3 separate regions of the Mus musculus genome follow, and all the other regions are linked to region 3. Evidence: chromatin loops called from intact Hi-C (ENCODE). Cell type or tissue: heart. All regions are shown on one strand. Region 1 holds the start of Ssh1 (slingshot protein phosphatase 1). Region 2 overlaps Ssh1 (slingshot protein phosphatase 1). Region 3 overlaps Svop (SV2 related protein).

What was found. A loop is a pair of places that touch in the nucleus more often than their neighbours do. Peaks named below come from ENCODE experiments on the same cell type or tissue, not always from the same donor. Only the 100,000 strongest peaks of a DNase experiment are listed, where the experiment ranks them.
Region 1: a loop joins it to region 3, with 4 times the contacts of the local background. A loop is called at or near these places in 4 of 42 quality-filtered maps.
Region 2: a loop joins it to region 3, with 8 times the contacts of the local background. A loop is called at or near these places in 38 of 42 quality-filtered maps.

What each region holds. Positions count from the first base shown.
Region 1 is chr5:113,990,328-113,998,327 of GRCm38, reverse strand. Ssh1 (slingshot protein phosphatase 1) reads left to right here and starts at 4,538. Exons shown (of 15, transcript NM_198109.5): 1 at 4,538-4,664. The coding sequence starts at 4,596. It overlaps Gm52825 (a long non-coding RNA gene), which reads right to left. Exons shown (of 3, transcript XR_003955978.1): 3 at 6,094-7,919. In heart, CTCF peaks have their summits at 4,014 and 7,498 (motif pointing right); DNase peaks (open chromatin) are centred at 4,417, 5,037, 5,587, 5,807 and 1 weaker place; H3K4me3 peaks cover 2,651 bases; H3K27ac peaks cover 2,843 bases.
Region 2 is chr5:113,952,509-113,960,508 of GRCm38, reverse strand. It overlaps Ssh1 (slingshot protein phosphatase 1), which reads left to right. Exons shown (of 15, transcript NM_198109.5): 8 at 1,601-1,795; 9 at 3,032-3,125; 10 at 4,663-4,791; 11 at 7,210-7,256. Among named protein-coding and RNA genes, the nearest start is that of Gm52826, 19 kb to the left of the region's middle. In heart, CTCF peaks have their summits at 3,819 (motif pointing left) and 5,822 (motif pointing right); DNase peaks (open chromatin) are centred at 3,808, 4,685, 4,998 and 5,948; H3K4me3 peaks cover 359 bases; H3K27ac peaks cover 4,158 bases.
Region 3 is chr5:114,040,907-114,048,906 of GRCm38, reverse strand. It overlaps Svop (SV2 related protein), which reads left to right. Exons shown (of 16, transcript NM_026805.1): 7 at 3,276-3,339; 8 at 5,976-6,101; 9 at 6,591-6,719; 10 at 7,010-7,083. Among named protein-coding and RNA genes, the nearest start is that of Gm16108, 21 kb to the left of the region's middle. In heart, CTCF peaks have their summits at 1,576 and 3,565 (motif pointing right); no DNase peak of the experiment used is centred here; H3K4me3 peaks cover 635 bases; H3K27ac peaks cover 863 bases; H3K27me3 peaks cover 1,104 bases.

The DNA.
Region 1 (8,000 bases), 51 kb after region 3:
AGTACGGTGGTACACGCCTGTAATCACAGCACTTTGGCAGAAGAGGCAGGAAGATCTTGAGTTGGAGGCTAGGCTGGGTCACTTAGTGACTTGAAAATAATTTTGCTTTTTTTTTTCTTTTTTGGTTTTTTTTTTTTTTAGTTTTTTTTTTTTTTTTTTAAGATTTATTTATTTATTATATGTAAGTACACTGTAGCTGTCTTCAGACACTCCAGAAGAGGGCGTCAGATCTTGTTACAGATGGTTGTGAGCCACCATGTGGTTGCTGGGATTTGAACTCTGGACCTTCAGAAGAGCAGTCGGGTGCTCTTACCCACTGAGCCATCTCACCAGCCCTCTTTTTTGGTTTTTTGAGACAGGGTTTCTCTGTGTAGCCCTGGCTGTCCTGGAACTCACTCTGTAGACCAGGCTGTCCTGGAACTCAGAAATCCACCTGCCTCTGCCTCCCGAGTGCTGAGATTAAAGGCGTGCACCACCACGCCCGGCTTTATTTATTGATTTTTATATGAGCACACTGTCTCTGTCTTCAGACACACCAGAAGAGGGCATCTGGTCCCATTATAGATGGTTGTGAGCCACCATGTGGTTGCTGGGAATTGAACTCAGGACCTCTGGAAGAGCAGAGGGTGCTCTTAACCACTGAGTCATCTCTCCAGCCCTAATTTTGCTTTTTAAACTTTGCTCAGGTCAAACATGATTAAACACACACACACAGAAATTCTATGGTTTGCACGGAGTCTCCAGAGTTACTCCTTCTAGCTGGTGCCCCTCTGGGTTCCTTGAACGTTGCATTGGCAGAGTAGCAGAGGATGCTGGAGGAGAGTTTTCATGGCATCTCCTTCCTATTGTTTTACAGGTCTCCAGAGCAAAGCCACATCCTTTAGAGCATCTCTCCCTGCAGCCGCTCCCACTCCTGGAAGGTCTCGCTGTTCTTTAGTAAATCTATGTTCCTTTTTTTCTTTAAAAAAAGGATTTAATCTTTAAAATTTTAAAAATCTCGTTTTATGTGTATGGAAGCATAAGGAGGCCAGCATGAAGGCATCAGGTTCCCCAGGACTACAGCTACAGATGCCTATAAGCTGCCCTATGGGTGCTGGGTACTGAAGCCAGTGGTCTGGAAGAGTGGTCAGTGCTCTTAACCACTGAGCCATCTCTCAAGCCCCAAGATTCCACATTCAGATCAAAACAATCAAATCAATAACACACCTTGCTGAGAGAGAGAGAGAAAGAAAAAAATCACAAATCTGGTGTTGATTCTGTCTCTTTATGTTCTGATGTTTGGGTCCATGCAGATTCACATACTAGTGTTGCTTTGCTAAAATGCCATCTCAGGGCCGGGGAGGTGGATTGGCCATCTTTGCTTGCTGTTCCTGCAGAGGAGCAGAGCTCCAAAGCTGGCAACTGCCTGTTGGTATGTCACCCCTCTTCTGGCCTCCACGATCATCTACATATGCATGCCATTACACACACACACATACACACACACACACACACACGAAAATAATAGCAAATCAAAATAGTATCTGTCACTAATTTGTGAGAATATGTCTTTAAATATTTGGCACTCTCCCACCCCTGCCTCAGCCCAATCCCAGCCTGCTCCTTGAGCCCTTTCACAGGAATATTCCTGGCTGAATGCCTAAGATACCGGGTGATTAATACAGAGGTAATGGCATGGTATGCAGCCTGACACTCTGTGTGTGTGGAGTTGGGGGCAGGGCTCTGGGAAGGCTCTGGTGAGGTGATGTCCAACTAGCCCAGGAGTCTTTCAGCTGAAGGAAGAAGTAAGAGGGGGTGGAGCTGGTTTGGGGAGGGGTCCTGAAGCAGGATGAGGTAGCAGGGCCAAGGCAGCAGGACAAGGATTTTAGCCCCACAGAGAGCATGCTGTGTAGGGCCCTGTGGCAGGGGTGTAGGCAGAGGTGAAACCAAGAGCGTTAGATCAGGCCCCTGCCATGGAATGGGGAGATATGGGAAAATTCCAGACCCACCTGTCTTAGTCGGGGTCACTATTGCTGGGATGAAACACCAGGACCATAAGCAACTTGGAGAGGAAAGGTTTGTTTGGCTTGCACTTCCACATCATAGCCTATATCTGTCCAGCGGCCACGGAGAACTGGGTACACCTGAAAGGTAGGCTGGGAATGAAACAGGAAGGGCCTGCAAGGGAAGAAGGAAACCAAGACAAAAGATTTCTGATCGTGGCTCAAAGTTTAAGTTTTAGCACTGCAGTTTATATAGGGGAAACCCAAAGACCCATCCTTTGTTTCGGCTGGATTCTGTTGTACAACAGAATCAGCAGCTCAGCGGCAGTCTGCTGCTGTTGGTGGACAAGGCAGGAGACTTCCACCCTGGTCGGAAGACTCCACCCAGGTTGGTGAAAGACTGACTGTGGCAATTAAGGTCTGATTAGCCTGCTCAGAGCTGGGGAGAGGGCACAATAGCCCATTACTAAAGGAAGTCAGGACAGGAACTCAAGCAAGGCAGGAACCTGGAGGCAGGGACTGATGCAGAGGCCATGGAGGGGTGCTGCTTACTGGCTTGCTCCCCATGGCTTGCTTAGCATGCTTTCTTATAGAACCCAGGACCTCCAGCCCAGGGGTAGAACCACCCACAATGGTTGGGCCCTCCTCCAAAAATCACTAATTAAGAAAATGCTCTACAAGCCCAGATTTTATGGAGGTATTTTCTCAATTGAGAAAATGCCCTCCTCTCCTCTGACTTTTGCTTATGTCAAGTTGATATAAAACTAATCAGTGCACCATCTCTAGGGGCTGTCTTCTCTGGGGATCCCCAAACATTCAAATGTGAGTCATAAGAAGACCATACAGGCTTCGAGACTGGGAAGTCTCAGAATCCTGAGCCTGATGCTCCCGGAGGGCTGAGAAGGTCGTCTCTGCTCTAATTGATGACATCCACAACTTTATGAGTTTAAAACTGACTCCGCAGAGATGTCTTGACCTCTGCAGGTGGTCAAACTGTGACATGCATATGTTCTCACACACACATACATACACACACTCATATGCACACATACTCACACATATATGTATACACATACATATACACACACTCATACACACATGCACACCCACACACATACACAGATATACACACACACACACACAAAGCTGGCATTCTGGAACACTCGTGATCATCTATCAGCCAAAGAATAGCTCCAAACAGAGGGGAGCCCTGCTGGGTATTGCCATTCAAAACCTGTCTTACTTAGTGCTGAAAAACTGTGGACCAAATTCACAGACAAAAAGTATACTCAGTCCTGTTTTGACATAGTTGCCTTCTGAAAATGCAGAGGATGCTTTGTGTCGACATAGGGGGCAGTTAATGGCGCCATTCTCAGATCTTTAAAAACCGAGACTCTTTGCACTTAGCAGGAGCGTCTGTTAAATACGAGCAACTGGAAACTTCCTTACATTGCGGGGTAACCCCACTGAAAATCCCCTTTAAGGGTTGGTTACATGGTACATAAAGGAGCCTTGCCACTAAGGCTAGTGACCTGAATTTGATTCATGCATGTATTCATACGCATATCACACACACACACAGATAATAATAAATAAAAATTTAAAAAGAAAGACAATCCTTATTTGAGGATGGAGACTGTTGATACCCTCAAGACGGTGGAAGAGGCAGGGAGGAGCCAGGTTTCCTCTCGGGCTTTGAGGATGATGGAGTGGGACTGGAGACTTGTGATTAGCAAGGCTTGGGTACCACAAGAGGTCCAGAGTAGGGGTCGGGGCTCTGTGAAAGAGAAGTTTCTATCAAGTTGCCCAGTACCGCCTTGCTGGGGTCCCTCACCCTGGCCCACTGGCAACCTTTCCAAAGCCAATGCAACGCGCCCGCTTATCCCCACTGCTGTCCCCGGGCAAGCTTCTGGCCGGCCCACAGTTCTCTCTCCCTCCGTGGGTTAGTCCAGCTCACGGAAATCCTGCCTCCTAGCAAGTACTACTCCTTCGAGAAGCCTTTCCTCTCGCCACCCACTAGTCTGCGTTTCTAGACACCAGAAGGAATTCGAAGATTAGATCAGCCCTTGGTGGTGCAGGCGTTGGAATCCAGGACCTTGAGTAGGCCGGCGGGACACCCTGCTACTGGGCTACACCCCAATCCTATGCAAAGCAACTCTGCAAGCGGATTTCACAGTCCCGGGGGTGGGGTGGGGTGGGGGGAGGCCCCGCACTTTGTATGAGCAGAGTAACTTTCCTTGAAAGAATAAACGAGTGAGTCTTTTACAAACTCTGGGCAGCTTTGCTCTGCTGGCCTTGCCTTCGGAGGCCTCAGTTTCCCTACGCTGCCCGCGAGTCTAGCGGCGGAGGAGGGGCCCAGGCCGGGCGGCTGCAGCCAGCGCGGGGGCGCGCGCGAGTGGACGTGACCGCGCGGCGGGGCCCGCCCCAGGCCGGTCACTGGCGCATGCGCATCACTGCCCGAGCGCTGCGGGCCCGGCGGACTCCGGAGCCGGGGAAGGGGGTGGGGGGTGGGGAGTTTGCGGGAGGGAGGAGGGAAGAGGGAGGGAGCGAGGGGCGGGCCCGGCGCGGCTGCCCGGCCGGCTGCTGGAGGCCCCGGGCCGGGCCCGCGCCGCGATGGCCTTGGTGACCCTTCAGCGCTCTCCCACGCCCAGCGCCGCGTCTTCCTCCGCAAGCAACAGCGAGGTGAGCCCGGCCGCACCCTCCCACAAGGTGTGAGGCGGAGGTGCGTCCGCCCTTGGGGTGCGGGCGTCCCCGCGTCCCGGTGACTGAGCATGCGCCGGGCTGGGGTCGCGGAGGTGGGGGGGCGGGGGGGGATGCTTCCAGATCGCAGGGCACCAGGAAAGGCTCTGGTCGGCTCTGGGCTGCAGGGTCTCGGGTTCCGCTCGGGGCCTGAGCTCATGCTGCTTAATCGGGGTAGATGGGGACCGGAGCGTCCGGGTCCTCAGGACGGCCTGCCCCAGGCTGTGCTACCCCAGCCGGGCTCATCCCACCCCCTTCCCCTGATGAGCTTAAGGCCTCGGAGTAAACCCCGGATGACCCAGCCGGCTGCAGGGGACGCCCCGCTGTGCTGGGCTAGCCCCGCAGGCCCAGGAAGTTGCCAGCTGGAATCTGGGCCCTCTCCCGGGGTTGTGTGTCTGCGTGAGACTTGGCTCAGCACCCCTGCGTGCCCGTGTTGGTGCGTTTTGGGCTCGTCTTGCGGGGACTGGCAGGCATCTTTGCAGAATGGCTGTGAGGTTAAGCCTCCAGGGCCCTTTCTGTCTGAGACTCTTTCATGAGTTTTATCTGCAGGCAGAAGGTTCTGGTTGCCTCCTCTTTGCACACAATTAGGCAGGGCAACTGAGAAGTTAGATTGTAGTAAGGCCTCTCTTCCCACACAGCTCGGTTCCCCTACAACAGTTTACAAAGTGCCTTTTATCTTGTGTTCTTCCTAGGAAACTACAGGAGCATAGGGAAGCAGGGAGGGGCAGTACAGGCCTTTGCAGCCGAAATTCTCTTCCTTCCTTCCTTCCTTCCTTCCTTCCTTCCTTCCTTCATCATGTAGTTGTGGCTGGCCCCCTGCCTCTGCGTCTCAGATGTTGTCAGTTCAGAAGAGCTTTCCACACCTGGCTCTCAGCCTGGATTTCTAGCCAACTTCCATAATGTTATGGGAATTTAACACTTGGTCGCTTCCAGTTCCTGTATTAGACACATTTTTAGGCTTTTAATCTTTTTTTTTTTAGTTGAGATGTAACTCACAGCCTGTGGCTTTACCTTTTGGAAGTATGTAAGTCAGCGTTAGTAGACACACCCGCTCAGCCACTCAGTCCCGAAGCTTCAGCGCCCCGCCCTTCTCAGTTACCGCTTGTCTTTGCTTCACCCCCACCCCGGGGCGTCCCCTACTTCTCTACATTTGCCTACGCTGTAGTTCATATAACAGGAAATATGCAGTGTTGCCTCTGTCTGGCTTCTCCCTCTAAGCGTGCTGGTCTCAAGGTTTGCCCATACTGGGTCTAATCATTTCTTTCCTTTCTATAAGAATTCATTGTATGGGGGGTAAATTTTTTTCAGGACACTGATTAGGACATTTTAAAAATCATTTTATTATTATTATTATTATTATTATTAATGTTATTTAGTACTAAATGTTTGAACCAGACCCTTGTGTGTGCCTGGCACTACGCACACTACCTACATTTTAAAAATTACATTAAGGTGTGTATGCATGTGTGTGCATGCGTTTGTCTCTCTGTCTGCTTCTGGGCATATGCAGGTGCCCACGGAGACCAGAAGAGGATGTTGGATCCTGTGGAGCTAGGCTTACAGGGGGCTTGTGAGCTGCAGGTTGTGGATCTGGGCATCTGCTTTTAGGTCCTCTGGAAGAGCAGCAAATGCTTTTAACTGCGGAGCTCTCTTCTGCAGCCCCCTTCCAGCCTCCATTTTAAATCATTATATGATGATCTCCCAATGACCAATTAACAGAAGAGAAAGCCCAGAAGAAAGCCAATGTTTAAAGTGTGAGGAGGCCCAGAGCCCTCTTGACTTTTACATCCTAGGAATGTGGAAGGTGGAGGCAGGAAACCCCTAGTACAGGCTGCATGGCCAGGCTAGTGAAATTAAGAATGGGCAAGGTGAGCGAGACCCTGACTCAATATGGAAGACAATGACATCGCCAGCAGCCACATACACACACACATGCACATGTGAACACATACCAGTCACACCTGCAAGTACACACAAACCCTAAAATCCCAGATGGCTTTTCTTTAACTTGAGCATGCCTTTGTCACCTGGGATGTTCCTGGGATGGCTAAGCTGCCTTCCCGATGTGCCCAGGTCAGGAGCAAGGCAGAGAGAGTAGACAGCAGGTGCTCCCTGTGCTGGGAGACTGGAATCCCGATTGGCTGTGCCTCCCGCCCATCCTTTTCCCACTTGGCTTCCTCTCTCTCTCCAAGTCAGATCTTCGGATGGGCCTGGATTGTTTCTTTGGGGATGATGCCGTCTCTCTCTGCTTCTCTGGCATTCCTGACCTTACATCACCTTTCAGTGGAAAACCTCAGATGGTGACTAAGAAGTCAATGGCTGCGGAGCCCGTGTCCTCTTTCCCCCAGTCTGTTATCCAAATGCCACTTCTTTTATGAGTCAGGGAGACAGCGGTTTCCTGACAGAGCTAGGTTAGCAGTGAAGCCTGGGAAACCAAGGGAAATCACAGCTCTTGGTCCCACAGCAATCTTGTCCTCTTACTTTTGTCCCCCATCACCTCCCCATACTTTCTGGATCTTTAATTATCTCGTATTTGTCCTTTTCCTGTTGACCTTATTGAATTCCTTTGTGAGATCAAGGGGAGCTGAGAAAGAGATACATAAACTGTTTCCCCTAGGTGTATAGCAACATTGTTTTGGACCAATGTGCAAGGTCTGTTTTTCATGGGCACAGGCTAGTCTCCAGGCACTTGGGACCAGGGCTTCTCAGCCTCGCTGCTGACCCTGAGACTCAGAGGTGGAGGCTTCTCCTTCAGCAGCATCCTCTTGCTCCGCCCACTAGATGCCAGTAGCACCCTCCAAAAAAATGCCCCAGTGGCCCTTATTGAAGGAGTCCTTACATGTGGTGATCCGCTGCTGCTGTTTGCTTCTGTCTAGTGCTGCAATGTGTGGGGGGCCTGCCCTGGTTTTTCCCTTCTCCTTTACAGCCCAGGAGCCAACGCGGTCCATTCCCAGTGTGTACATCTATAAAGTTGTACATAGACTCTTCATATAAGGGGGACACCTTATGGAATACTCATTCTTGGTGGAAATGGTCTCCTCTTGATGTATATCCCATACTGCCCAGTTCCCTTCCTACCTTAGCTCTGGATCCAGTTCCTGCTGCCCTTGACCTCTGGCTGGCTGGCTGGTCCCCAGTCAGTCTTGTGTCTGTCCTGGCTGTCACACTGCTCTGATGTTCTCTTCCACACAGTGGGTGCTTTAAAAAAAAAAACACGCCAACTCCTCCTGGACCACCTTGTGTTTTCTTCTCATTTTGTGTTTTTGCCCAGAAAGGAGA
Region 2 (8,000 bases), 88 kb after region 3:
GGTGGTGGTGCACCCTTTAATCCCAGCACTTGGGAGGCAGAGGCAGGTGGATTTCTGAGTTCGAGGCCAGCCTGGTCTACAAAGTGAGTTCCAGGACAGCCAGGGCTACACAGAGAAACCCTGTCTCGGAAAAAAAACAAAAACAAAAACAAAAAAAACAAGAAAGAAAAAAAGAGAAAGCAAGCAAGCAAGCAAGCTGGGCTGCTATTCTCTTGGTGGTCAGGCCACAGCACACCAGCTGAAGGGCCAGGATCCCAGGGAAGGTTGCATGACCCTCTATGGTGGCTGAACTTGGCACTGCCGCAGCTTCCTGGACCAGCCTCCTCTTACAGCTCTCTCATGGGTGTGTCCAGCCTGGGGCCACACACTCACACTATACACTGTAGGTATAGCTCAGCGTGTTTGTAGACCCAGTGTCACACTGAAGTGTTCAAAGCTGTTCACTCCCTCGGGCTAAACAGAAGAGCTGGGATAAAGGAAGAAAAACTTCCAGCTAAGATGAGCGTGTTTCCAAACAACTGCTCTTGTCCAGGGAGGGGAGAGCTCGCTCACTCACAGGCTACCTGGCTAGTGCTGGGCTCCTCTTCTCTGCTACTCTAGGCTGGGCTCATCAGGGCCATTTGAGGTGGGCGGGGCTGAGGAAGTCTGCGTTCTGACCCGCAGGTGATGCCCCCAGTGGATAATCGCTGTGGCCAAGTTGTTACTATCATTATTAATTATTATCGTTTGTGGCAGCCGTGGTTGGTTTTATCCACTTTTCTTTTCTTTCTTTCTTTTTTTTTTTTTTTTAAATTCTTAGGAACCAAAACTGAATTTAATAAACACTTGGCTCAAGTTTATTTCCTCATCCTGCCAGGATGGTGGGACAGATAGAATTAAGGACAGTTGGGCTGTTTTGCTGTGTCTGAGGGACATGGACATCCTAGGAGCTCTCACCTCCCTTTGGGGCGGGGGGGGGGGAGGGACACGACGACAGGGGGACCCTTTTGCCTGTGCCTTTGCATCCCTCAGCAGCCCATTCCCTGAGAAATTCTCAGCTTTGAGTTGTTTTTTTTGTTGTTGTTGTTGTTTTGTCAAAAGAAATAAAAGTGGCTAACTAAATAAAGCTTACATATTGTAAAGCCCCCTCCTCCCCTCCCCCAAGATGTTACACACTGAGGCGCAGGTCAGCAGTGCACTCAGGAGCCCCTGCTGTTCCTTAAAGACCTTTCCTGCCATTAGACGCCTGCAGTACAGCCCTGCCTACAGACCTGAAGGCTTTAGAGTTGGTTGCTGGAATGTGACCCAACCAGCTTGGGAGAGTTAGGGGCTATGGGATGGGGTCTGCTGCTGGCGACTGTTTATTCCTTTGGAAACGGTGAGGGATATCCTGTCTGCCTGCGAGCTTAATTGATACAGCCTCTGGGAGTTGACAGTTGTTTCTAGCTACTGTGTGTCCCTCACACACCTCGCTAGCAGAGCCTCCAAGAGGGAGCCATTTCTGAATTGCCTTTCCACCGCTACAGAACCCAAGCCGCCTTGCGCCCTCTTGCGCTCCCTCCCCCCCCCCCCCCTGTGGACAGGTCCCATCCTGAGTTCCTCTCTCCTTCCTGCCTCCCAGGTCTGCCCTGCAAGTGCTTCACAAGGCCTGCGAAGTGGCCCGGAGGCATAACTACTTCCCAGGAGGAGTGGCGCTCATCTGGGCCACCTACTATGAGAGCTGCATCAGCTCGGAGCAGAGCTGCATCAATGAGTGGAATGCCATGCAGGACCTGGAGTCCACGCGGCCCGACTCCCCCGCGCTGTTTGTGGACAAGTAGGTGCTGAGGCTCCTCCCACACTGATCAACACTGCTCCCTCTCAGGGTCTGGCTTCCCTCACAGCCCCTTGACTGAGAACCCCCTTCCAGAACAGGTTTAACCTGAACCTGTGCCTGTGGGCCAGAGTTTCTCAACCTTTCTAATGCTGTGACCCTTCAATACAGTTCCTCACATTGTGGTGACCCCCAGCCATGAATTTATTTCATAACTGTAACTTTGCTACTGTTGTGAATATTTGAGTTTTCCAATGGTCTTAGGCATCCCCAGTGAAAGGGTCTTTTGACGTCACCCTCCTACAGGGGTCGTGACCCACAGGTTGAGAACCACTGCTCTAAAAGGGGTGTGTGTGTGTGTGTGTGTGTGTGTGTGCCCGCACGCGCATGCACAATACACTCCATGTGTGCATTTGTGGGGAGCAGTTCCCCACTTCATACGCTCACCACAGGAACATGCCACCCTGCTCCCATTTATGCTCTGCCTAAGCCTTGTCCCTTTAGGTTGCCAATCCTAAGTTTACTTAGAATTGTGGATGCAGAGTCTGCCGTCATGGGTATCTGGATCCAGAGGGCTGTGTCTGCCTTCACAGCACTGAGAGTGACCTGAGGCCACACTCTTCCATTCCCTCAGAGTGAGGTGTCTGCTGCAACGCGATACTGGTTTTAAGAGTTGCTCAGATGACCAGACACAACCAAGAGGCCATGAGAAGAGATGGAAGGATGGTGGCCGATTGAGGCATTTGAAGTCAGCAGGGGGAGTGGACTGACTGTCCAGGTCTTCACTCCATGGTCCCGGGAGTTAATTGATTAGCAGGACTGGCATATAGACATGCAGAGTGCACAGACTTTGATTTCATGGGAGGACTTGATGAGGATGCAGCGATGGCCCCAGGTAGAAGTGTCAGATGGAGACTGACAGCCCGTGCTGTTTGTTGGCAGTTACCATAGGTGGTCTATGCGGAGAGCGAGTCCCCTACCCACTGACTCCTCCTGTGGGGCTGTAGATGGGTCTTCTCTGTCTGCTCACACTGAACACACACCCACAATACCCTGTACCTGGGCAAGCCACTGTCAGACCCGTGAGGACGTGAGGGGTCGTGGGGGGGGGCTCCTCTCTCTCTCTCTCTCTCTCTCTCTATATATATATATATATATATACACACACACACACACACACATACATATATAGTATAGATGTTTAAATGTATAGCGGCTTCCTATACCTTTTCCTCCTAGGCCAACCGAGGGCGAAAGAACTGAGCGCCTCATTAAAGCCAAACTCCGGAGCATCATGATGAGCCAGGACCTTGAAAATGTGACTTCTAAGGAAGTAAGACACCCTCCCCCTCGCCTACCTCGCCCCCTAACCCTTCCCTTCCCCTTCCCCTCCCTCCCTGCTTCCCCAACCCTCAGCCCATAGGAGGCACACACACACACACACACACACACACACACACACACACACGTGAGTTTGTCTTCACCACAGAGGCAGGCTCACGATCTCTTGGGTTTTTTATGTGTGCATTTATTGTGCACCCTGGAGGCTCCCCCACACTTTGCTCTGCCGTGGTACCAAGTCTGTGGAGGGCCCAGGCTTAGAGTTTGGCTTTAGTCTGATTGCAAAAGACCATAGGCAGCTCGACTGCCCTCCCTGAGCCCTGGGGACAGCTGTAGAAGGTCCTTGGGTTCCTCCAAGGAACCTCAAGTCTTCTGCGTCCTCTACTGCATTTGTGTGTCCCCTCGCTGCATTTGTGTGTCCCCTCGGCCTTGTGCTGGACAGGGGATGTAAACCTCAGGCTTTTCCCTATGCCTTTTCAATTTCTCCTTGGTCAGTTTTTCCTTTGTCAATAATAATAATAATAATAATAATAAATATAGTAAAAGATGTTGTGGGAGCTGGAGAGATGGCCCCTAGGTTAGGAGTACTGGCTGCTCCTTCAGATCACCTGAGATCCATACCCGGTGCCTTCATGGTAGCTCACTGCTAAAACCCTCTCCAGGAGATCTGGCGCCCTCTTCTGGCCCCTGCGGGCATTGCAGGCACATGGTGCACTGCATACACTCAACCGAATCTAGAAGCCAGGCATTGGGGCACACACACCTTTAATCCTAGGACCAGGACAGAAGTTCTCTGACTTCAAGGACATTGTTATCTACATATTGAGTTCCAGGCTAGCCAGGGCTACCATTGTGAGACCCTGCCTTATAAAACAAAAATCTTAAAAATATATAGTTTTTGGTTTATATTTATTTATTTATATACTTAACTGGGGCTGGGAATGTGGCAACATGAGAAATGCCCATTTATTTGTTGTTTGTTAGTGTGGGGTATTTTTGAGTCGGGGTCTTCCTCTATAGTTCATACTGACCTGGAACTCACCTTGTGGCCCCCCAGGCTGACCTCAAACTCAAATTCCTACCTCAGCCTTAAATCTTCCAGGTCTTTCACTGGTTAGTACTTTTTTAAAAATCACGCTGTGGTGCCTTCTCCTACAGGGGAGCGACTTTACCTTCTCACTGCAGTATATTTGGTGCTTAATTGTAAACCTGTGTTTTAAACTCGATAGAAAAAAAAAAAAAAAAACCTTAGGAAAAAACAGATTTCTTTGTTGAGGACAACGGACTTCCTCCTGCTGGGTTAAGTTGGAGGTGGAGTGACTGAACTCCGGAAACCCACACAGATGTGCTACCCGTGTCTAAACGCATCACCCTGGGCCAAAGAAAATGAGGACAAACTCACACTCTTTTGTAAACCAGTCACACAGTTCCCCCTGTGGCTTCATGCCTGTGCTGAAGTGGGCTCCTGTTGGAGCAGATCACTTCTGATAGGCTCCACCCCACATCACTCCTGTCTGTCCCGCCCACAGATCCGAAATGAGCTGGAGAAGCAAATGAACTGCAACCTGAAGGAGTTCAAGGAATTCATCGATAACGAGATGCTGCTCATCCTGGGCCAGATGGACAAGCCCTCCCTCATCTTTGACCATCTTTATCTTGTAAGAAGCCTAGCTCTAGTGGGACCGGGTTTGGGGGCCTAATTTTGGGACTTGGATTGGGGACCATGCTCAGAGACACGTACAACCCAGATGAGGCTGTGCCTTAGCACCTACCAGAAACAAAGGTAGCTTACTTGTTCCTCTCTGAGCCCACTGAAGGATGCACTCTTCCCCTCCCCCCACGTCTCCTGTGCTTGGTGTCTCCAGACCGTAAATATCCGTAGAAGGCAACTGGCCAATCTTCAGAGGCAAGCAGGTTGCTAAAATTAGCTAGGAGATCATGAAGTTGAATGGAAAGACCCAGCCAAAGCAGGGCAGTGGTGGCGAATGCCTTTAATCCCCATACTTGGAAGGCAGAGGCAGGTGGATCTCTGAGTTCAAGGCCAGTGAGTTCCAGGCCAGCCAGGGCTACACAGAGAAACCCTGTCTGGAAAAAACAAAAAGGAAGAAAGGGAAAAAAAAAACAAAAACAAAAACAAAACATCAAGGCCAACTTCCTGCCCTGTGCCCTCCCACTCTACTGAGTCAACTTGTCTCTTCCTTCATAGAGCGGTTAGGATGACTAAGTGAAGTGCATTCTGGAGCCTGCAAGCGCAGGTTCTGTAGGCCTGGTTGTGGGCCATAACTGGCTAGAAGAGAAAGTGTCTCCTTACGGGAATTGAAGGACGATGGCGTTAGCCACTGAGGGGAAACTTCAGTCTTCATAAATAGATGTTTGTGTATACATACATACATACATACATACATATGTATACATACACACACACGTGTGTGTGTGTGCTTTAAGTAGGTTTTGAGACAAGCTCACTCTGTAGCTCAGGCTAGCCTAGAGTTTGTGATCCTCTGCCTCTGCCTCCTGAGCATTGAATGTATAGATTTTTATGTTCTTGTTTTTATGTGACTCTCCCTGCATGTACAGGTCTCAGGCTATATCCACTGAGATGTGAGAGTCTGGGTTTGAATAACTTGAAAAGGCAGAGAGGGTATGTGTGTGCTGGCTGGCCTCCCTGAGAACAGTGAAAAGCCGCCTCCTCCACTCTGTCCACTAGGTGGCGGTCACAGCCAAAGGACTCACAGCCTTTGTGGCGCTTGTGAAGTCTTTCCATGAGTGATAGTAAAGGAATTTTATGCACGAGGCTGCCCCTGAGATGTGAAAATCCAGCTCACGTTGCTTGATGATCAAACCCTGAGCCCCAGATGACCTGGGAAGCTCGGGAGAGGAAGTTGGCAGGCAAGGAGACGGAGATATGGAGACAGGGATGGCCTTGCCAGGACTGAGGTGGCTGCATTTTCAAGAGCATCCCTGGTTGCTGTTTGTGTTTCTATTCGGTGCTCCTTGACTAGAAATAGAGACGTTTTTAATGATACAGTGTATCCATGTATCCAGTCAGACAGCTACAGACTTAGAAACAAATCATTTTAAAGGAGAAAAAAAATATTTCCAGCTCCCACAGGGAGGTTGTCACCCACAGCATTTTGCTGTTAGTTTGTTGTTCAGTTTTTTTTTTCTTCTTTTATTATTATACATAAGTACACTGTAGCTGTCTTCAGATGCACCAGAAGAGGGCACCAGATGGTTGTAAGCCGCTATGTGGTTGTTGGGATTTGAACTCAGGACCTTCGGAAGAGCAGTCAGTGCTCTTACCCACTGAGCCATCTCTCCAGCCCCTGTTGTTCAGTTTCTTATAGGGCTAGAATTGGAACGTGGGCCCCACACTGGCTTTCTCTGATGCCTGTGTAGAAAGAGGAGGCTGCGCCTGTGCTGTTCCAAGTAGACTTTGTCTCTCTGGTTTGTTTGTTTGTTTGTTTGTCTTGGTTTTTTCTTTGAGTGTCGCCTACTTGCACCACCGTGATGATTATTTTACTCATGGCAATCTTCTTGCCTCTGCCTCCTGTGTAGTGGGATGGTTTATTTTGAAGTGCCCATCATTGGGATCTGTGGTCATTTGTGTTACTAGTTCCTGGGAGCACTGTTTGAAATTCATAATTACCGCGTCAGAGGGTGGGAACTTTTTATTTTTATTTTTATTTATTTATTTTTTGAGACAGGGTTTCTCTGGGAACTTTTAAAGTATCAAATACCTACCAGGAAAGGGACCCAGGGTTCCTTCTGTATCTAATGGTGAGGACGACACAGTGGGCTATGCCCATGGCAGAATAAGAAGACTGGGGGACATGACGCAAACGTCTCTGAAGTTGGGGGATCAACAAGGCTCTGTTTCCTCTCTGTCACCCTCAGTGATGCCCAAGGGCCTCAGGAACCTGCTTAGACTCCTTCCTCTCCCTCTCCTGGTTCTTTTCCATCCTTCCTTCTGCTCTGAGGCTGAGGCCCCACTGTCACGTCCCCCATCTGTGCCGAAAGCAGCTCTGAGACTGGAGTGTGAACACTCACAGAGCTTTGTATGATCTGTCCCCCAGGGCTCCGAGTGGAATGCATCCAATCTGGAGGAGCTGCAGGGCTCAGGGTAAGTCTGCTCCCGTCTTCCCCATCTCTCCAGGCAGCGTAGGTAGCCACTGCCTTGGCCTGCCCGCCTCATGGCCTCTGTCCGGTCTCTGCAGTGGCTGGAGGGGCTCATGTGCTTCAGAGTACTACACACAGTAACCCATGATTTGTAGATCCTTCCTGGAGTCTTAGGTGATTGTGGGGGTCTTGGAGCAGCTGAGTCACACCGGGGAATGTAGGACAGCCTGGCCCTAGGCAGGCTCTGAGCTCCTTCCCACAGCCCCACTCCCCAGAAGAATTGCCGAAAACCATTGTTGGAGAGTTACTGTAACAAACCATTGCATGGACACACACACACACACACACCCCTGTTGGCCTTGTATCGAGTCAGCAACTCTGAGAACTGAGCCACCCCTGGTAATCCTTTGGTTCTTGGTGGGAATCTTCTCGTGACCGAACAGTCATCGCTGGGCAGGAACTTGCCTGTCTCTGAGAAGTGCTCAGTAGCAGGAGTGAACCTTTGAGCTAAGCCCTTCAAGGAAGCTGTCACAAAACCACCGTTCTGTGGTCTGATAAGCTGGCCTTCTTGAACCAACTGCAGTTGAAAACTGAGACTAAACAGAGCTTAAAAGTATATCCTTAGAACTTCCGGTCAGAGGTATCCACCACCACCCCCCACCCCCCCAGCAGAGTGCCTGGCCAGCGTGCGGTCAGACCTCACGCTTTCGTCTTACTGGGAATAAATGCATGATTCAGGGAACTCTCT
Region 3 (8,000 bases):
AACTAGGTAGCTGTTTTATCTGTGAGGAGGGGGGAAAAACCCCGCAGGCAAATTACAGGAGAAATACGAAGCCCCAAGAGGGCCTTGGCTCCTTGGCACTTCTGATGTCATTTACATAAACCTAATTATGTCATAATTAGACAGCACTCTTATCTAGTTAGAAAGATGGCTCCCTTAAGTGCTTTATTGAGAGACATTTAGGGGACAATATTTTTAGGTAGTTAGGTAATATTAAGAGTTTCCATTCATTTAGAGTAACTTTACCCAGCCAGAGAGTCAGAACAACAGCGTCTTGGGGTGTTATTTTAAAAATAAGTCAACAGCCAGAATGTAACGGTAACAGCTGTTTTGAGAACACAACGCCACAGGCGGGACAGGTTATAAAGAAAGGAGGTTTATCTCAGCTTATAGTCCAGGCTCAAGGCTGGTGGATGCATCTGTAGTGGCTCCCTTAGTAACAGCTAGGATGCATCTGTAGTGGCTCCCTTAGTAACAGCTGCGGAGCTGGCTCAGACATAACCTGGCAAGCCAACCAGGATGAAAGGAGAGTGTGATGTCTTTCTCCCATAACCCCAGCATTGAGGGGGCGGAGCCAAGGATAATCCCTACGGCTGTGAGGCCAGCCTGGGATACACAGTGAGTTCCAGGTTAGTGAGACTCTCCCCACCTTTCCCCCCAGATTCAATCTTGGGACTGACCCTAACGCTATTGTCTAACCCTGGTCAACCCTCAGTCCCAACCCTGAGTCCCCACCCCCTAGACACTAAAACTGGATCAAGTCTCCTGCTTGAGAATGAAGAGCCACCATATAAAATCCCTGCGCATGTGCATCAGGCACCCAAACCACAACAATGGGAAGGCAAATCAAATCACTTGTAAGGGGCTCCCTTCCCCCAAATACACATTGATGCTCTCGATAAAAGAGCTACCGTATTCATTGCCGACAATGACGGTACCGGGAAGCATGTCCACGGGACAGCTATGCTATGCGTCTTCAGACGATGTGTATCCCAGCCCTGCCCCTATTTGGCTGATTAGAAAACCCTGCTCCTGGGAGGCTTGATCAAAGTCAGGTGCTCATTAAGTGAAGGGGAGAGGTAGTGGTTGCTGGTCATGAACCACCCAGCACTCAGGGTTTAAGACAGTGATTTACTTAACTCAGCCTGCATTTGGGCAGTTAGGCGGTACTACTGTGTCAGGGGCTTGCTCGAGTTTTCAGTCAGCAGATGCGTTCGATGATTCGATGAACTTAAAGGCTCCATCTGGCTTCACCCAGGCACAGCCACCTGGGATCCAAGACAGGAAGACAAAGCCACAAAGTCTCATGTAGCCTAACCTTGCAGGCCAGTTGCCAATCAATTCAGATCAAACTTGACTGATGCTGGACAGTGGGATGGAGAAGTCACTGTGAGATGCGTAGTCTCACTTTACGTCGGTGGAGAAGCATATTGGGTTTGGTTTGTGGTTGAAGGGATGGTTCAGAGGTCAAGAGAGCTTACTGCTCTTGAAGAGGAACCAAGTTTAATTCTCAGCCCCTCTGCAGAATAGCGAATAATGGATGTGGCTCTACCTCCCTCTTCTAGTCAGTATGGGAATTGCACACACATAAAATTAAAAACAATTATTTAAAAATAATTCCAAAATAAATTGATTTGGTAGCTTAGAATATAGCCCAGTGGGAGAACACGTGCCTAGTTTGAACATAGCTCTGAGCTCAATCTCTAGTATCAAAGGGAAAAGATGGACTAAAAAAAGATTTATATTTATACGTGTTTTGCCTGAAGGTGTGTGTGCACACGCACCTGTGTGTGTGCAGTACTTGCAGAGGTCAGAAGGGGACAGCTGATCCCCTAAAACTGGAGTTGCAGGCAGTTGTTTTGAGCTGCCATATGGGTGCTGCGATCTCCAGCCCCAAGATTTGGATTCTAATTTGTAACTCTATCGTTACAAGTGACATCTTAGTTATAAAATGAAAAAAAAAAAAAAAAGAACAAAAATCTCATTAAAGCTCCAAGTATCTTCATGAGAATAAGCAGATTACAGGAGACAGTAAAGAGCAATAGCTTTTGTGTGCAGTAGGGAGCGCTGTGTGCAGCCACAGAGCACCATTCAGGTGAAGAGACAGCTGGAGAAAAACTGGCAGGTCCAGGGCACCTTCCTGGTGACTTCCTACATAACCATGTTTACGAAGGTCAGAGGACCATTTGTAGGAGTCAGGTCTCTCCTTCTGCCATGTGGAGTCCTAGGGATGAACAGGGACCAAACTCAGCTCACTGAGCTTAGCAGAATGGACCTTTATCTGCTGTACCATCTCGCCAGCCCCAGAAAAGCTCACTCTTAGAATAAGGATGTGATTACAAAATGGAAAAGGAAGGACAAATTAAAAATTACATTTGTCACCAATGCCATGGTGGTCTGTTCAGGTAGAAATAGCCAGAGGCTACAGCAGGTGGGTAGAGGTTCTGTGGAGGACAAGATCTTGGCAAATCTGAATATGTCCTGGCAAACTACCAGACACCAACTCCATCCATCAGTGAATAACAACTTGACAGCAAGGGAGCAGGGTAGCTTTGCACACCCCAGATGCAACTGTCGGGAGCAATTCCATGTAATCCCCCCATGGCTGTCCCCAGGGATGCACAGACAGACATCCGGAACCCAGAATGGAGGGACAAAAGGCCATACACAACATAGCCTTATCAACTTGCTAACACAGCTGCCCGTAAACCCACAGCCAGACTTTCTCCAGACTCTGTGGTTTCTGCAGACCTCGACGAAAGCATGCCAGAACTCGAGGGTCATCTGGGGGGAGTTGGTTTAAAACACAGGGGCCACCAGGCAGTGGTGGTGCACGCCTTTAATCCCAGCACTTGGGAGGCATAGACAGGCGGATTTCTGAGTTCGAGGCCAGCCTGGTCTACAGAGTGAGTTCTAGGACAGCCAGAGTTACACAGAGAAACCCTGTCTCAAAAAACAAAACAACAAAAAAATAAATAAATAAAAATGCAGGAGCCATTTGTGAAAATCTGCTTCCCAGGGACAAGGGAGTCACACACTGGCAGACTATGATAGTGCATGCTGGGAGACAGGACGGGAAGATAGTGAGTTTGAAGTCAGCCATGAGCTACACAGTAAGAACCCGTTGGTTGAATTTCTGACTTCAGCCACGATACCAGGAAATTCCAACGTAGGAATCCACGGATCACTTTTGGAGGGAGGGAACTCAGAATCTGTCATCTTCCCACTCTTTAACCCCTGTCTCTTCACTTACCTAGGGTGACGCTGTACGCCGAGTTCCTTCCCATGAAGGCCAGAGCCAAGTGCATTTTGCTGATTGAGGTAAGGAGGGGGTGACAGGTCTCCCAGGAATTCTTACTGACTGTGAAGCAGCTTTCAAATGTATGTAGCCACAGGCTCACAAAGACTCAATTGAAAATTATGCACATGTATATATAGTATAAATGCTTTGTCCTCCTTCCCTCTTTCTTCCTCCCTTTCTTTTCTTCTTCTAATTACTTATTTAATGTATGTGGGTACACTGTTGCTATCTCCAGATGCACCAGAAGAGGACACTGTTTTCCATTGGTTGTGAACCACCCTATGGTTACTGGGAATTGAACTTAGGACTTCTACAAGAGCAGCTAGTGCTTTTAACTACTGAGCCATCTCTCCCACCTTCTCCCTGTCTTTCTTCAATTGGAGGTTGATCTAGGACAGTGGTTCCCAACCTTCCTAACTGTATCCTCTCGTACAGTTCCTCATGCTATGGTGACTACCAACCATAAATTATTTCATTGCTACTTCATAACTGTAATTTTGCCACTGCTATGAATAGAAATGTAAATGTCTGATATGCAGGATATCTGATATATATGACCCCAGGGGAAGGGTCTTTTGACCCCCACAGAGGGGTCATGACCCAGAGGTTGAGAACCACTGATCTAGGCTCTCACACATGCTGGGTGGGTGCTCTACTACTGAGCTATATCCCTGCCCTTTTTTGTCCTTTCTATTTCAAGACACAGTCTTGAAAAATTGCCCAGGTTGGTCTTGAACTCACTCTGTAGCTGTCAGGCCCAGCCATACAGGGACTGCAGAGGATTCTCGGCATACCAGTGCCTGTTCTGCCACGTGATCACACTTTGTGTCTCCTTACATGTTATGTAAGGGGAGAACTACTTCACCCTAAAATTCTCCAATTGTGACTCCCACCACCCCCTCAGCAAAGAAAGAAACAATTGTGATTTTAAAACAACAACAGTAGTGAAGTTTCTGTCACCAAGCCCACTCCAGAAGGACCAGGAGGGTCCAAGGGCAGCCCAGACCCTCTGCAGAGACCACCCTGCAGGGGAGGAGGCAGGGCAGTAAGTCAGTCCTGGTTTCTCCTCCACCCTGGCTTCCCTCTCATCCCCTGGACTCTCTATTAGCAGAACATAGTGGGAAGCCACAGGCAGGGAACCTAGTGGGTGTGTGTGGGTGTGTGTATGTGTGTGTGTGTGTATGTGTGTGGGTGTAGGTGGGGAAGGAGAATAACCTGGGGGATAAGGAAGAAATGACCCCAAGAATGGATACTGAGCCTGTGAAAAGAAGAAATGACCCTAAGGATGGATACTGAGCCTGTGTGAGGGAGAGATGACCCTAAGGATGGATACTGAGCCTGTGTGAGGGAGAGGTGACCCCAAGGATGGATACTGAGCCTGTGTGAGGGAGAGGTGACCCCAAGGATGGATACTGAGCCTGTGTGAGGGAGAGGTGACCCTAAGGGTGGATACTGAGCCTGTGTGAGAGAGAGGTGACCCTAGGGGTGGAGACTGAGCCTGTGGGGAAGGAAAGCTGATGTCAGGAGACAAAAGACAAAAGTAGACAATATGTATAGTCATGTGCAGAGAGAACGGAAGTCTAACCAGGGCTTTCTACCCACGCCCAAGTTTCCAGAGATAATGACTCTGAGACATCTTACCTATGAATAAACACCTAGGCCAAATGCCTTGGCTCCTTCCCTGACTACCCCATAACTGAATCATTGCTCTGTTCTACGGCCTGCCATGTGACCTGGTCCTCAGTTTCATACACCGGTCTTCCTCTGTCATCTGCACCTATTTCCCAGAATGCCCCACCCCCTCTCTGCCGGATGCCCCACCTTCTAAGCCTGCCTCAGCTCATTGACCAGAGGCTTTTTTTATTGACAGGTGAAACTTGCATACATTGCACACAAGATTCCCTCTCCATGGAAGCTCTCCTGTCCGTCAGTCCATACACACACAGGGAAGATGTGGTATATCAATATGTAATAGTAGCATCACACCTTCAAAAGGCAGGAAACTATAACAAGCTACAGTGTCCATGAGCCACCAGGACATTATGTTTGAAGAAATCCAGACATAAAGGACAAGTGCCATGTGATTCTGCTAAGCAGGTGGTCAGAATAAAGCAAAATCAAAATGACAGGACAGGCATCTTTAAACACGCCCATCATCCCAACACTTGGGAGGCTGAGGCAGGAGGATCTCAAGTTCAAATCTAGGCTGGGCTGCATAGCCAGACCCTGTCTCGAAAGCTTTTTAAAAAGGACAACGAGAAAAACACAGAGACTTCCAGGGAGTTGGGGCTGGGCAGAGTCGGGGCTGACTGTCGTGGAGAGAGTTTCCTTTCACAGAATGACCGCTGGTGGTCCACTGCATTGGTGGCCGCAGGACCGGCGGGACGTGCTCGATATCAGTGCATACCTAAAATGGTTAGGAAAAAACATCCAAAGAATTCAAAGTCCCTTGCATGCCCCCTGCCATACCTGTGACACAGACTACTGATCCTTCCCTCCTGCTTCGCTGTGGTGTCCTGTTGTGCGGTGCTGCGTGGGTATTACGTGAGCAGCGTGGGAGGGGCGACAGCAGGATGCGCCAATCCCGTCCACCGTACCCCACACTACCTGTATGGACCACACTACCCTGCCACTGACTCTCACTCTCCCATGCTAGGTCTTCTGGGCCATAGGGACCGTGTTCGAGGTGCTTCTGGCTGTGTTTGTGATGCCCAGCCTGGGCTGGCGCTGGCTGCTCCTGCTCTCGGCCGCTCCACTACTACTCTTCGCTGTTCTGTGCTTCGTAAGTATGTCTAAAGTTGTCACTTTTTTTTTTCTTTGAGACAGGATTTCTCTGTGTAGCCCTGGCTGATCTGGAACTCACTCTGTAGACCAGGCTAGACTCATAGAGATCCACCTGCCTCTGCCTCCCAAGTGCTGGGGGTAAAGGCATGCGCCCCCACTCCCTGGCTTGAGGGGGAGATTTTTTGAAATGGTGGTCTTCATTTGCTCCACCTGACCCCAGAACTCTAAAAGCAACCACAGTGGTGATGACAGCTTCATGCTTTTGTTACCCCGTTTAACCCTGTAAACACCTGAACGAGGAGGAATCAGAGGGAAGTGGGTCCTATAACCCAGTACCTTACAGAGGACTCTGTTCAAAGCCAGGTCTCTCACCCCAGAGACTTGCTGCTTAAAGAAGCCCACACAAATGAGAGAAGGTGGCCAGGAGGGCGTGCTCTGTCCTATACTGACCAGCCACACCCTGGGTCTCCTGTTCCCCCACTCCCAGTGGCTGCCAGAGAGTGCTAGGTACGATGTGCTGTCCGGGAACCAGGAAAAGGCAATCGCTACTTTAAAGCGGATTGCAACGGAAAATGGAGCCCCCATGCCTCTGGGAAAGCTTATCATCTCCAGACAGGTCAGTGTCTGTGTGTGTGTCTGTGGGTCTGTCTGTGTGTGTGTGTTTGTGTGTATGTATGTGTTTGTGTGTCTGTGTATCGTGTATCTATGTGTGTGTGCATATCTGTGTGTCTATGTCTGTGTATGTTTGTGTCTGTATCTGTATATCTCTGTGTATGTGTATTTGTGTGTCTCTGCGTGTAAGTGTGTGTGTGTGTGTGTGTTTGTATGTGTGTGTACACCAGGCTCCAGCGGAGTCCTATGCACTGGAGGCTAGACAATAACCCATATATCCTTGTCTTGAAACAGGAAGACCGAGGCAAAATGAGGGACCTTTTCACACCCCACTTTCGTTGGACAACTCTGCTGCTGTGGTTTATATGGTGAGAGCTGCTGGCTGCCCACTGTGAGCCACTCCCATCATGACCCCTCCTACCGAGAGCCCCTCCCACCGAGAGGCCCTCCCACCACACACTGTTAGGAACTGCTGGGGCTGCCCGCTGTGAGCTCAGCCACCAGACTTGATCGATTGGGACTTTGAGACTTACTTATCTTGCGTGCATGTGTGCGTGCACAAATGTTTGCACATGCGTGTATGAATATGTGTAGATGGGAGGGCCAAAAATGATGACATCAGGCATTTGTCACAGTCTCTCACAATCTTACAAATCAAGGCAGTGTCTCTCACTTGAAGCTAGGCGGCTTGCTATGAAGATCTGGCCTCTGCTTGTAGAATGTTGAGATTAGGCTGTCAGTACCACACAACTGATCCATCCGCATCCGGGTACCACAAGATCTGTTCACTTCTTCGTGTTTTAAACTTGACGTGGGGCCTCTCAGATAAGTAGCTTTTAAAGGAGACGTTTCTGTCTCTGAATTTCAAGAAAACGCGTTGCCAGCCATCCCTAACGATGCTCTCTAAGGTAGATACAGTAAAGATACAGGAAGGCTGCACAAAACCTGTGTAGCAGAGAGATGGGGCAGCTGGGTTGAGGGTCCAGGAGCCTGGACCACATGATGGGGTTGATGAAACCAAAGAAAGTGGAAGAAAACTCCCAAGGGACCTTTCTGCAAGAAGTCACTGTCTACTGCAGCCAGGGCCTTCCCTTCTGGACCTGTTGCCTTGGCTACCACTGGTGGTACACAGCCCATCCTTGAAAACCAAGCTGTGGCCAACATGGCCATTCTCAGAATCCCCCAGTTTAATTTTTCTTAAGTGACAGCCATGGGAGGAGACTGGAAGGGGGGCAGACACAGAGAGTGATTAGTTTTCTCTTTGCAGCAAGTCCAAAGTCCAATT